Linked DNA regions of Homo sapiens: region 2 is linked to region 1. Evidence: chromatin contacts called from ENCODE Hi-C or POLR2A ChIA-PET data. All regions are on one chromosome and are shown on one strand. Each heading gives the region's core, a stretch centred on a gene start or an enhancer-like site at or near the end of the contact. The rest is flanking DNA. Distances are from core to core; before and after follow the strand shown.

Evidence for each region. A loop is a pair of places that touch in the nucleus more often than their neighbours do. ChIA-PET counts read pairs that join two places held with the same protein, here RNA polymerase II (POLR2A). Pooled maps may share reads with other maps.
Region 2: a loop to region 1 is called in a map of GM12878, with 2.0 times the contacts of the local background. The contact joins the promoter of LINC02995 here to the promoter of ATP6V0E1 in region 1. A Hi-C loop is called at or near these places in 12 of 168 maps with a recorded cell type or tissue (CD4-positive, alpha-beta T cell, CD4-positive, alpha-beta memory T cell, CD8-positive, alpha-beta T cell and 8 more), 7 of 37 single-sample maps with no recorded cell type and 22 of 50 pooled maps. POLR2A ChIA-PET finds 5 or more read pairs at or near these places in 2 of 52 experiments (Panc1 and activated B cell).

Annotation. Positions count from the first base shown.
Region 1 is chr5:172,981,515-172,987,313 of GRCh38, forward strand. ATP6V0E1 (ATPase H+ transporting V0 subunit e1) reads left to right here and starts at 2,257. Exons shown (of 4, transcript NM_003945.4): 1 at 2,257-2,450. The coding sequence starts at 2,347. RefSeq lists an enhancer at 2,072-2,366 and a silencer at 2,132-2,311.
Region 2 is chr5:173,577,399-173,583,197 of GRCh38, forward strand. It overlaps LINC02995 (long intergenic non-protein coding RNA 2995), which reads left to right and starts at 2,236. Exons shown (of 4, transcript NR_027108.2): 1 at 2,236-2,284; 2 at 2,831-2,977.

The DNA of each region.
Region 1 (5,799 bases), core at 1,007-3,506:
TTGAGCACATTCTATGTATAAAGTCCTCCCGGAAACAAAGATCAGTGAAACAGTGCCTATTCTCAAGGAGTTGGCCCTCTAGTAGAGGGTTGGTCAAGATACATATACAACAAGGCCAAAGAGATGCGCTAACAGGATGAAATGGGTCTTGGAGAAGGCGGTGTTTGGGCTAGAACTTAAGGACCATAGGATTTCTGCTGGGGCTAAGTTTTGGGGAAGCATTATGAGCACAAAGGAGACAAACTAGTTTTCTACATTGCTGATCAGGTTAAAGGCTTAGAATCATGTCCGAAAAGTTGGTACAGATGTTGAAGATTATTGGTCCAGTTTCCCGTTTAATACAGGAATCCATTCTACTTGATGAAAGAAATCAGGAGTTAATGCAATGTGGCTACTGCAAGGAAACCATGGTCCCTGGTAAAGCACATTGCATTTAAAGACCTGCTTTCTATCTTGCTTTCACCTGTAAGCTTTATCATCAAGCTCCTCAACCTCTCTGAGAACTGGCTTCCTTGTCTATTCCAAGCTTGGCGCATACTATAACTAACATATGTGAAAATTCTCAGCAAGCGTTCTAAGCCCTGTTTATCAGCTCAGCACGGTGGCTTATGCCAGTAATCCCGGCACTTTGGGAGGCTGAGGTGGAGGATCCCTTCAGGCCAGGAGTTTAAGACCCACCGGGGCAACATAGCGAGGCTCTGTCTCTACAAAACATTTTAAAAATTAGCTGGTGTGGTGGTGCACACCTGTAGTCCCAGCTCCTCAGGAGGCTGAGGCAGAAGGATGGCTTGAGCCCGGGAGTTCCAGGCAGCAGTGAGCTATGGAGCACCACTGCACTCCAGCCTGGGTGACAGAGCAAGGCCCTGTCTCAAAAAACAAACAAACAAACAAAACTGTTTTACCTTTCTTTTTCTTTCTTTCTTTTTTTTTTTTTTTTTGAGGCAGAGTTTCACTCTGTCGCCAAGGCTGGAGTGCAGTGGTGCGATCTCAGCTCATTATAACCTCTGCCTCCCAGGGATTCAAGCGGTTCTTGTTCCTCAGCCTCCTGAGTGGCTGGGACTACAGGTGCATACCTGGCCAATTTTTGTATTTTTAGTAGAGATGGGATTTCACCATGTTGCCCAGGCTAGTCTTGAACTACTGACCTCAGGTGATCTGCCCGCCTCGGCCTCCCAAAGTGCTGGGATTACAGGTGTGAGCCACCATGCCTGGCCTGTTTTTCTTCTTACCATTCTGGCTAATTTCTACTTGTCTTTCAAGGCTCAGCAAGGACGAGTTGGGTAGAAAGCCTTGCAGGGTCGTCCACTTACTTTCACACTGCATTGAGTCGCCTGTTTGCAAGGTCATCTGCTCCCCAGAATGTGAACTCCCTCAGGGGTGCCTGATTGACTTCTGTAACTCCAGAGCCTGGCACAGCACACAAGATAAATAGTGGTGCGCTAGTTAAGAGCTCTGGCCTTGAAAATCAGATAATCAGGGGTTGAATCCTGGCCCTGCCACTTACTATGTGACTTTGGGCAAGATCCTTATCCTCTTCCCTGGGCCTCAGTTTCTTCAACTGCAAAGTGGGGATAATAATTACAATTACCTCATAGGCTGAAGTGAGGAGTTCAACACGGGCTCATGCACTTTTTTTTTTTTCTTTTGAGACAGAGTGTTGTTCTGTTGCCCAGGCTGGAGTGCAGTGGCGCAATCTCGGCTCACTGCAACCTCCACCTCCCGAGTTCAATTGATTCTCCTGCCTCAGCCTCCTGAGTAGCTGGGACCACAGGCGCGCACCACCACACCCAGCTAATTTTTGTATTTTTAGTAGAGACAGGGTTACACCATGTTGGCCAGGCTGGTCTCGAACTCCTGACCTCAAGTGATCCGCCTGCCTCAGCCTGCCAAAGTGCTGGGATTACAGGCGTGAGCCACCGCACCCGGCCTGGGGCTCATGAACTTAAAGATCATGGCCCAGTGCCAGGCACACGGGAATTCAGAATAGTAAGGGACAACTATTGTTAAGTTCTCTATGTCTGTTGCATAAGTAGATGAGGCTGTAGATAACTACACTCTTTGTCTAAAAGGGCCAAGTTCTCATCAGAACACTTTGCTGAGCCCCGGGTGACCGAATCCCTAGCTCTGGGGTGAGCGACATGCCTCCAAGGAGCTGCAGCCAGGAGACAGCCAGGCGAAGGCGGGGCTCTGCCTCTGGGCTCCCCGAGGGGCGGAGGCCGGCGCGCGGGTCACGTGGGGGCGCGGGAGGCGGGGCTTGCACACGCTGGTCACGCGGTCAGCTATTGACACTTCCTGGTGGGATCCGAGTGAGGCGACGGGGTAGGGGTTGGCGCTCAGGCGGCGACCATGGCGTATCACGGCCTCACTGTGCCTCTCATTGTGATGAGCGTGTTCTGGGGCTTCGTCGGCTTCTTGGTGCCTTGGTTCATCCCTAAGGGTCCTAACCGGGGGTAAGTGCGTGAGGCCCGCCTTGGGAGGAACGGGCGGTGAGGAGCTAGCAGGCCGGGGCGGGGAAAGGCACGACCCCCACACGGGTCAGAGAACGTTGCATGGGCGCCCCCCGCGCTGCAGAGTCAGGCCCCCGACCCGGCGGAACTCCTTGTGTTCCTTTTCGCAGCAGCTTCAGTGTCCTCCGGCCTGAGCGAGTGGAGGGTGACCTTTGGTGGACCCCCCTTGGAAACGAGTTTCAGGGGAATTTTTTCTCATCATAGTCCTGTGTGGGGAGGTGCAGTCGGAAATGAGCAGGCCGAATCTGGGAGAAACTGGGGTTTGTCCCTAGTCGACTGTCCCCCTTTAGCCCTGCCTTCCACCCACATGAGGCCTCGTTTGCCTGAACTTAAGGATCAAATAAATAAAACAGAAATTGGCTTCTCTGCCTCCCATGCTGTCGCGGTTGCGTACAGAACAAGCTCCTTCGACAACATTGAGCCCAGGCCTTGCATCTAGTGGGCGCCAGGAGGCGGTTGGGGCCTGATCTAAAGCGAGATTAATTACCAAAGAGCAGGAGGTATTGTTGAGAAACCCCTGCGTCATGCCTTTTGGAGGGCGCTCCGGCTCTTGTATGTGAGTGTAAGAAGTGCTTAGAATGATTGGCTAAGAAAGATTTTGTTTTTCCAGACTTCTTTGTTGGTTAGAGCTTTGTCTCTTTTGGAATTAAACTTTTTAACTGTAGTATAAAATAGAGGCTTAATCTTCAAAGGAGCCTTGGAACACCCTCTTCCTGGTTCCTCTTTTGCTTCTCAGTCATTTTTTTCTCAGTTCAAGATGATGAGAGGTGAAACTTCGACTGAAGTCAGTTTGTCAGAAACACCATCTCTTGCTTTATTCTTGAACCTAATTGGTGGCTTCATAGTGCCTGGTTTTCATAGTACCTTGTATGCACAGGAGGCACCCAATAAATACCTGTTGAGTGAATAGTTCTATTGTCTTTATTAAAAGAAAAAGATTTTTGGCCAGGTGCCGTGGCTCACGCCTGTAATCCCAGCACTTTGGGAGGCCAAGGCGGGCGGATCACGAGGTCAGGAGATCGAGACCATCCTGGCTAACACGGTGAAACCCGTCTCTACTAAAAACACAAAAAATTAGCCGGGCGTGGTGGCGGGCGCCTGTAATCCCAGCTACTCGGGAGGCTGAGGCAGGAGAATGGCGTGAACCCAGGAGGCAGAGCTTGCAGTGAGCCGAGATCGCGCCACTGCACTCCAGCCTGGGCGACAGAGCGAGACTCCGTCTCAAAAAAAAAAAAAAAAAAGAAAGAAAAAGATTTTTACTACTTCCCTAATATTTTGTGACCTGAACCCCTTTTGCTCCCTGGGATACATTTGCTTTATTAGTCTAAAATTATTTTTTTTTAAAAGATACATGGTAGATGAATTTTTATCATTTTTAAGTATCAAGTTCCTCCTCCCTGGTAACACCAGTTATATGGGGTCATCTCTCCTACCTATAGAGGTTGATGGACAGAGTCAGAATTCTGGCATTATTAAAGCAATTGTATTTACCAAAGTTAATTAGACTTGTTTTTCCTACTGGAGTTAGCGAACAACAAAGTGCTTCTTTGTTGTGTTTATATCTTCAACTGTTTCATTACCCTACTGTCTGCCTTTATGGCCTTTGTACTCAAAGAAGCATTTATTAATGTACTAATAGCACTGACAATTCCTTTCTTAAAGACCATTCTCTCCCCTTCCTTGGGATGTCATTGCCATTATCCAGGGTAATGAAACCCATCCTGTTTCCACTTAGCCCTAGAGAGTGTCATGATTCAGGTATTTGACCAGCTAGTGATATATAGACATGTGTCACTTAACAAAAGGACTATGTTTGAGAAATGTGTTAGTTGGGCTTTTGTGTGAACAAAGAGTTTACTTAAACAGATGGTACAGCCTACTACACACCTAGGCTATTTGGTAGAACCTGTTGCCTCTAGGTAGGCTACACACCTGTACAGCATGTTACTGTCCTTAAATACTGTATAGACAAATGTAACACAATGGTATTTGTGTATCTAAACATAGAAAAGGTACAGTAAAAATACATATCAAAGATTTAAAATGGTCCACCTGTGTAGGGCACTTACCATGAATGGAGCTTGCAGGACTGGAAATTGCTGTGAGTGAGTCAGTGACTGGTGAGTGAATGTGAAGAACCAGGACATTGCTGTATACCATGGTGGACTTTAGAAACACTGTATACTTAGGCTACATGAAATTTCTGAAAAAATATTTTTCTTTCTTCAAAAATAAATTAACCTTAGCTTCCTGTAACTTTTTTACTTAAACTTTTGAATTATTTTTAACTTTTTGACTCTTGTACTAACACTTGGCTTAAAACACAAGCAAGGCTGGGCACGGTGGCTCACACCCATAATATGCAGCACTTTGGGAAGCCGGACAAGAGGATTGCTTGAGACCAGCCTGGGCAACACAGCGAGACCTTATCTCTGAAAAAAATTTTTTTTAATTAGTTGGGTATGGTGGTGCACACCTGTGGTCCTAGCTACTGGGGAGGCTGAGTGAGGGGGATGGGAGTGTTTGAGACCAGGAGTTCCAGGATGCAGTAAGCTATGATCACACCACTGTACTCCAGCCTGGGCAACAGTGAGACCCTGTCTCTTCAAAAATGAAACAAGTCCAGTGTCAGAGTCTGGGGAAGAGGCTGCAGGCACCATGTCCATTTTCACAGATGGCAGGAAGAAGCCCCTGAAACAGCCCAAGAAGCAGGCCAAGGAGATGGATGGGGAAGATAAGGTTGGTTTTTTGTTGTTTTTGTTTGTTTGTTTGTTTGTTTGTTTTTGAGACAGAGTCTCACTCTGTCGCCAGGCTGGAGTGCAGTGGCGTGATACTGGCTCACTGCACCCTCCGCCTCCTGGGTTCAAGCAATTCTCCTGCCTCAGCCTCCCGAGTAGCTGGGGTTACAGGCGCGCACCACCATGCCCAGCTAATTTTTGTATTTTTAGTAGAGACGGGATTTCACCATGTTGGCCAGGATGGTCTCGATCTCTTGACCTCATGATCCGCCCATCTCAGCCTCCCAAAGTGCTAGAATTACAGGCATGAGCCACCACGCCCGGCTGGAAGATACATTTTTTAAACAAAAAGAGGAGCAGAAGAAACTGGAGGAGCTGAAAGTGAAGGCCATGGGGAAGGGGCCCCTGGTCATAGGTGGAATTAAGAAATCCGGCAAAAAATAAGCTGTTCCATGTGCCTGAGGTGATCGATGGTGACCCTTGATTCCATTTGTATTTAAACATCTGGATTCCCTGCTATAACTTTTTTTTTTTTTTTCTTTGAGATGGACTCT
Region 2 (5,799 bases), core at 986-3,485, 600 kb after region 1:
TGGCCAAACCCCACTTGAAGCCAGAGAGCAAGAGTGATTGTCCCCATGGCATGGCTGGGTGGGCACAGCAGGGAGGAGGAAGATGGGGTGGGGACAGAGACACCCAGCGCAGGTGTCACATGGGGAGTAGCACCACCAGATCATTGTGGAGAAAGATCACACTGGCCGTGATGTGGAGGGTGGACCCGAGTGGGACAGAGGAGGAGGTGGGGAGGTCAGGGCATTCCAAGTGATTTAAAAAGCACATTAAAAAATGCATTTCCCTAGTTAGGGGTCCATTTACCCGAAGAGGTATCTGGGATTGTTCTGCTCCCAGCTGTGTCTGGTAGAGTGGAATTCGTCCCAAAGTTGCTGTTATATATCACACCAAATGTCTCCCTTGCAAAGGTGCAGCGCCAGTAGAAGGCCTCAGGCAGGCTTGGTTGCAAACAACAGAAACCACTTGTATTGAGTTTAAGCAGAAATGGGATTTATCACTGGCTACTTGGGGGCCCCAGCATCTTTTGAATGACCTGGGAACTGGGCTCTAGAATATGGCCCAAACGTGCCACCTACTGCAGAGCAGCTCCAGGAAACAACACGGCAGCCTGCCCTGAGTAGGGCAACTGCAAAGGGGCTTCCAATGTCGCCTCCCCGCCAGGGTGGAGCCCATGGGACCTTGCTTCGTCCTGGAGCCCCTGGCTCTGAATCTGAGTCTGGTGCAGGTACATCTGTATGGTGAGTTTGGTCACATGCCTGCACCCTCCTGTCTGAGAAATAGAGTTTCTGGCTCCTCTAGACAGTCAGGGACTGAGGAGGCAGGAGCTCCCCAAAGAAAAGATGTTTGAAGCACTGGACAAGAAGAAAGCGGGACGAATGTTCATTACAGGTAAATAAAGGTAAATTACTTTAAAGCTCAGACCGTCAGGTATCCCAAGGAGAGACGGCATGCGTGTGAGTGTCATGTGTGTGAGTATCATGCATGTGAGTGGTTCCATCCTTAGGAAGAAAAACATGGGAGGAACCTGCAGTGTGCAGCCTCTGTCCAGACCCACCTGCTGAGGGGCCCAGGCACCCCAAAGTATACCCTAAATATGATCAGATCCAGGGAGCATTGTGACTGAGTTTTCAGGTTAGCCTCTGTGCAACCTGACTTCCCATGGGCAGGGTGGAGTGCTGGGAGCATTGATTCAATTCTTCCCTTGAGCACTCTTCACCCCCATCTCTCTCCAGAAATGTACCGAGAGTCTAACTGCTCTATACTCTGGGAGGAACACGAACATGATTCCACCTCAGTTCCAAGCTTTCTGAGAACCATCCTGGGAACCAGCAAGCATGACAACTCTCCACCTTCTGCATCAGTCACTTGCAAGGAGGCCAGTGGGCACAGTTCATGCTACTGAGTGAGATGGCGCCCAGAGGCCAAGGCCAAGGGCAGGGCTGCATTTTCTGGTTCTTTTATATTTGTAGCAAGATACTCTTAGTGGAAGAGCCCAATATCTGGGCTTGCCTAAAAGTCTCCTTAGCTAGATCATTCAATTTATGAGCTTTCCATCTTGTTGCAGTGTTGCTTAATTTCTGCCTCTCCATAACAAGAATCACCTTTCTTCCAGTCTCTAATGCATTGTTCTCACTTTCCTATAAACCCTCACCAACATTCTCCTCCCACTACTGGCTTCTCCAGTGCCCTTTAGGCTTTCTCTGACACTTTCTTCAAAGTCCTTTCAGCTTCTGCCCTCTGCTCAGTTCCAAAGACGCTCCCACATTGGTAGGTTTATGTTCCATCAGCACCCCACTTCTGGTACTAAGCTTTATATCAGCTATCTACTGTTAGGCAACAGCCAAAACTTAGTGACTTAAAACAGACACAAACATATATTATCTTTCACAGTCTCTGTGAGTCGGGAATTCAGGAACAGCTTAGCTGGGTGTTCTGGCTCCAGGTCTCTCATGAGGTTGCAGTCTAGATATGAGCTGGGACAGTGGTCATCTGAAGGCTGGAATGAGGCTGGAGGATCCACTTCCAAGGTGGCTGACTCAGATGGTTGGCAAGTTGGTGCCGGCTGCGGCAAAGGCCTTGTTTTCTCTCCAGGTGGACCTCTCCACAAGGCTACTTGAGCAGCCTCACAACATGGTAGCTGCTTCCCCAGGGCAAGTGATCCAAGAGCAAAGGTTGAAGTCACAATGCCCTTATGACTTAGCCTTGGATGTGACACACCATCACTTCTGCAGTATTCTACTGGTAACACTGACCAGCTCTGATTCAGTTTGAGAAAAGAGGACACAAAAGCATGAATAACAGGAGGTAAGTTTCACTGAGGGCCTGTGGATCATCTGGGAGCTGTCTACCACCAATAGTCAAAAGAAAAAATTAGGTATAAATATATGCATACGTGTGTGTATATATATATGTATGTATAATTTTAAAAATATATATTTATTATAAAAGTAATTAATATTATTTGTAGAAATTTAAAAAAAATTTAGAGTAGCAAAAATAAGACAGTAAAGATTACCCCATAATAGCTCCATGCAGAGAAAAATCATTATCAACATTTTGGGGTATATCTTATCAGCCTGAACTTTAAACATTTTTACAAAAATGGAATAATACTGGACAAAATCTTTCATGCTATCAATTTTTTCATTTACTAGTACAGTCAAAAACACAGTTTTATTGCATCTTTTTTCATGGTAACATTATATTCCTGCCAGTGATTAAGATGTAATTGATTTTTCCAATGCGCTATTACTGGACATGTAAAGGTTCTCAAATTGTTACATCATTAACAAAACTGGAATGACCATCTTCAGAGCTAACTTGCTGTCTTTATCCCTGATCTTTCCTTAGGATGGATATAGAATACCAGCATCAGCAAGTGTACACGATTTAAAGCACATTTGGTATCTATTACCAAGCTGCCCTTCAGAGAGGTTGTCTCGTTACACATTCCACAGCTGTGACTGAGAAACCGTCTTGTCGCATTTGACAATCCAGGTTACTATCTAAAAACTTGAGTTTGTAAGAGCAACACGCCATGAGATAATATTCGTGCAAATGTAACTGACAAAAGACTAACATCCCATAATACTAGAGCACCTACAAACCAAGAAGATAAACATCCCATTGGGAAAGTGTAAAAATATGAACATAAAGTTTACAGAAGAAAAAACACAAATGGCTCATAAACACACAAAAAGATGATATTGCTTCCTGGTAATTGGGGAAATGCAAACAAAAACTACAATGAAATATCGTGGTATCGTGTATCAAATTTGCAGAGCATAAAATAGATTACATTCGCAACCAGCAACTACAACCCAACCTTCAGCCTCACTGGACTTCTTGCCATTCCCCAAACCATATCCACGCCCCTCTCCACAGGCTGTTCCTTCTGCCTGCATGCCCTCGATGGCACCAAGGGGGATGGGCACACTAACACAACTGCTGGGAATGGGAAAGTTTCAACCTCTTGGGAATAAAATCTAACAGTATTTATTGGAATGTAACCTGTGCATACTCCACAGCTGGGCCACTACCCTGCAAGAACCCCTCTGGCTGCTGCACAAAGCTCTTCTCTGCATCCTTTTTTATACTAGTGGAACCCTGGACACAGCCTGCATATGGATCAAAAGGGCAGTGGTTATAAATATACTATGGTCCATCTCTAGGCTAGACTGTGATGCAGTGGTTAAAGCCAAGTATTGCAGAAGAGTGATTAAGCATTCGTGCTCCAAAGCCAGATAGCCTAGGTTTCAATCCCAGCTTTGCCACTTACTTGCTGTGTGATCTTGTGCAACTCACTTAGCCTTTCTGTGTCACAGTTTCTCCATCTGTATAACGGACGATAACACTAGCCCCTACCTCATAGGGTCATTGTGAAGAGTAAATGAAATTAATATTGCCTATGTCACAGAGTGATCCTCCTCAAAATCTATTAGATGAAAAAAGAAATTTCTAGAAATTATCTACATACATATTCTGATGGGATTTGTGTAAAGAATTTAACCAACAAACCCATATTACACACACATACACACACACTCACACAGACACACTCACACACACACACACGCACTCACGTGCGTAGAAGTAGATCTAGGAAGATCCATGACACACATGCGAGGCAGGTGAATGGGGACATTAAAAGGAGGACTTCCACGTTTAATTCTGAATGGTCTATTTTATTTGTGCAATTTTTAAAAATCAAAGCAATAAATCACTGTAAAAGAAACCTGCCAGGTTTTGAGTCTTACCATTCTACCCCGGGCTCACCCTTCTCTCTCATTGAATCTCAGGTGTCTTCGGGATCATTTAGTTTAGAAGAGGAAGAAATGTCCCTGGACCCCACCAGTTGAACACTAATGCTCCTTTGGGGATTGCGCCCTCACTGTCTCTCTAAGCATCTGTGGATTGGGGTCTTGTCCCTGCGGGCTCCTCCCGCCTACTCAGAGTGCGCCCTCTGGTGGTGATAACTTGCAGTACTGCGCGCCCACAGCACGTGTGGGGAAGGCGAAAAGCTTTGCTGATTCTCCCAGGGGCCTCAGCCCAGGAGCCCTGGGCTTTGACTCTGGGTCTAGTGCTAGTGGTGGTACCAGATCTCTGTCCCTTGTCGAGGAAGGACACTCTCTATTTGTTTTTAAGTTGTCTCTATCTAGGATTGTCAGATTTAGCAACTAAAAACACAGGATGCCTGGTTAAATTTGAATTTTAGAGAAATCACAAATAACTTTTAGTATGAGTATGTTGCATGACATCTACTAATTTTACACAACTCATACTTATATTAAACAAAATTATTTGTGGTTTCTCTCAGGCTTAAATTCCACTGGGCGCCTGTGTCTTATCTTGTGACTGTGGGAGGAGATCTGTTGGGAAGCGGGTAGGGGAGGTGGTGAGAAAGGAAGGGAGAAGGCCTGGGTATGGTGTGTGATGGAAGGGCACGATGGTTCAGGCGAGTCTTTGGTTGCAGGAGACTGTAAATGGCATCTGCTCTCCAGGCAGCTGGAGCTGTCAGGCTGTAGAACAATGCTGCTCAGCCCTGGGAGCTTTGAAAACCTGACGTGTGGGTCTGATTCCCACAGATTCTGATGTCATTGGTTTGGTGGCATTGGGGTGAGGGTAGGCTCTGGCATTTTTTAAAGCCCCAGGCAATTCAAATGTGCAGCCAAGGTTGAGGACCACTACTCTAGGGGATCTGCAGTGTGTGCATGTGTGCGTGTGAGTGTGCATGTGCGTGTGTGCGCATGTGCGTGTGTGCACCCACTCGTGTATCCCAGATGCCTTCAGCTTGCATATTCCCAAGTTCACCAGTCTGGGGTCCTTCCCGAGAGCCTCCCAGTCCACATGTTATGGAAAAGCCTTGGGCCCTTTCCAAGATGTTTCTAGATTCCCCCAGGGCTTATATTTTACTGGTCATCCCTGGCTCTGATTTCCTGTTCACACTGAGCACTCCCATCTCATTCCTTTCTTCCCCCGGGACTGTGTTTTCTTTCTGCCTGTCAACTTAATGCTGGTCTTTCAATGACCACCAGCAGCTCACAGCTGTCAAGTTTAGCAGATGTTTCCTGCAGGTCTGCAGTTAACAAGAGGTGTCATCCCCAAAGTAAATGATTCTACACTGAAGTCCCCATCTGGGCGGGGAACTCCTGCTAGGAGGAATTTATCACTGGCCATTTCCTCCTCCAATTCCCTCTGCCTCATTTTTACTTCTAGGCCCTCTCATTCTCTTTCAGAAATCACTTTGTCCCCTCCCAAAAAAACAAAGAAACAAAAACAGAAACAAACCCTTCTTCCTCTAGCAGTCAGCATGCAGCTGC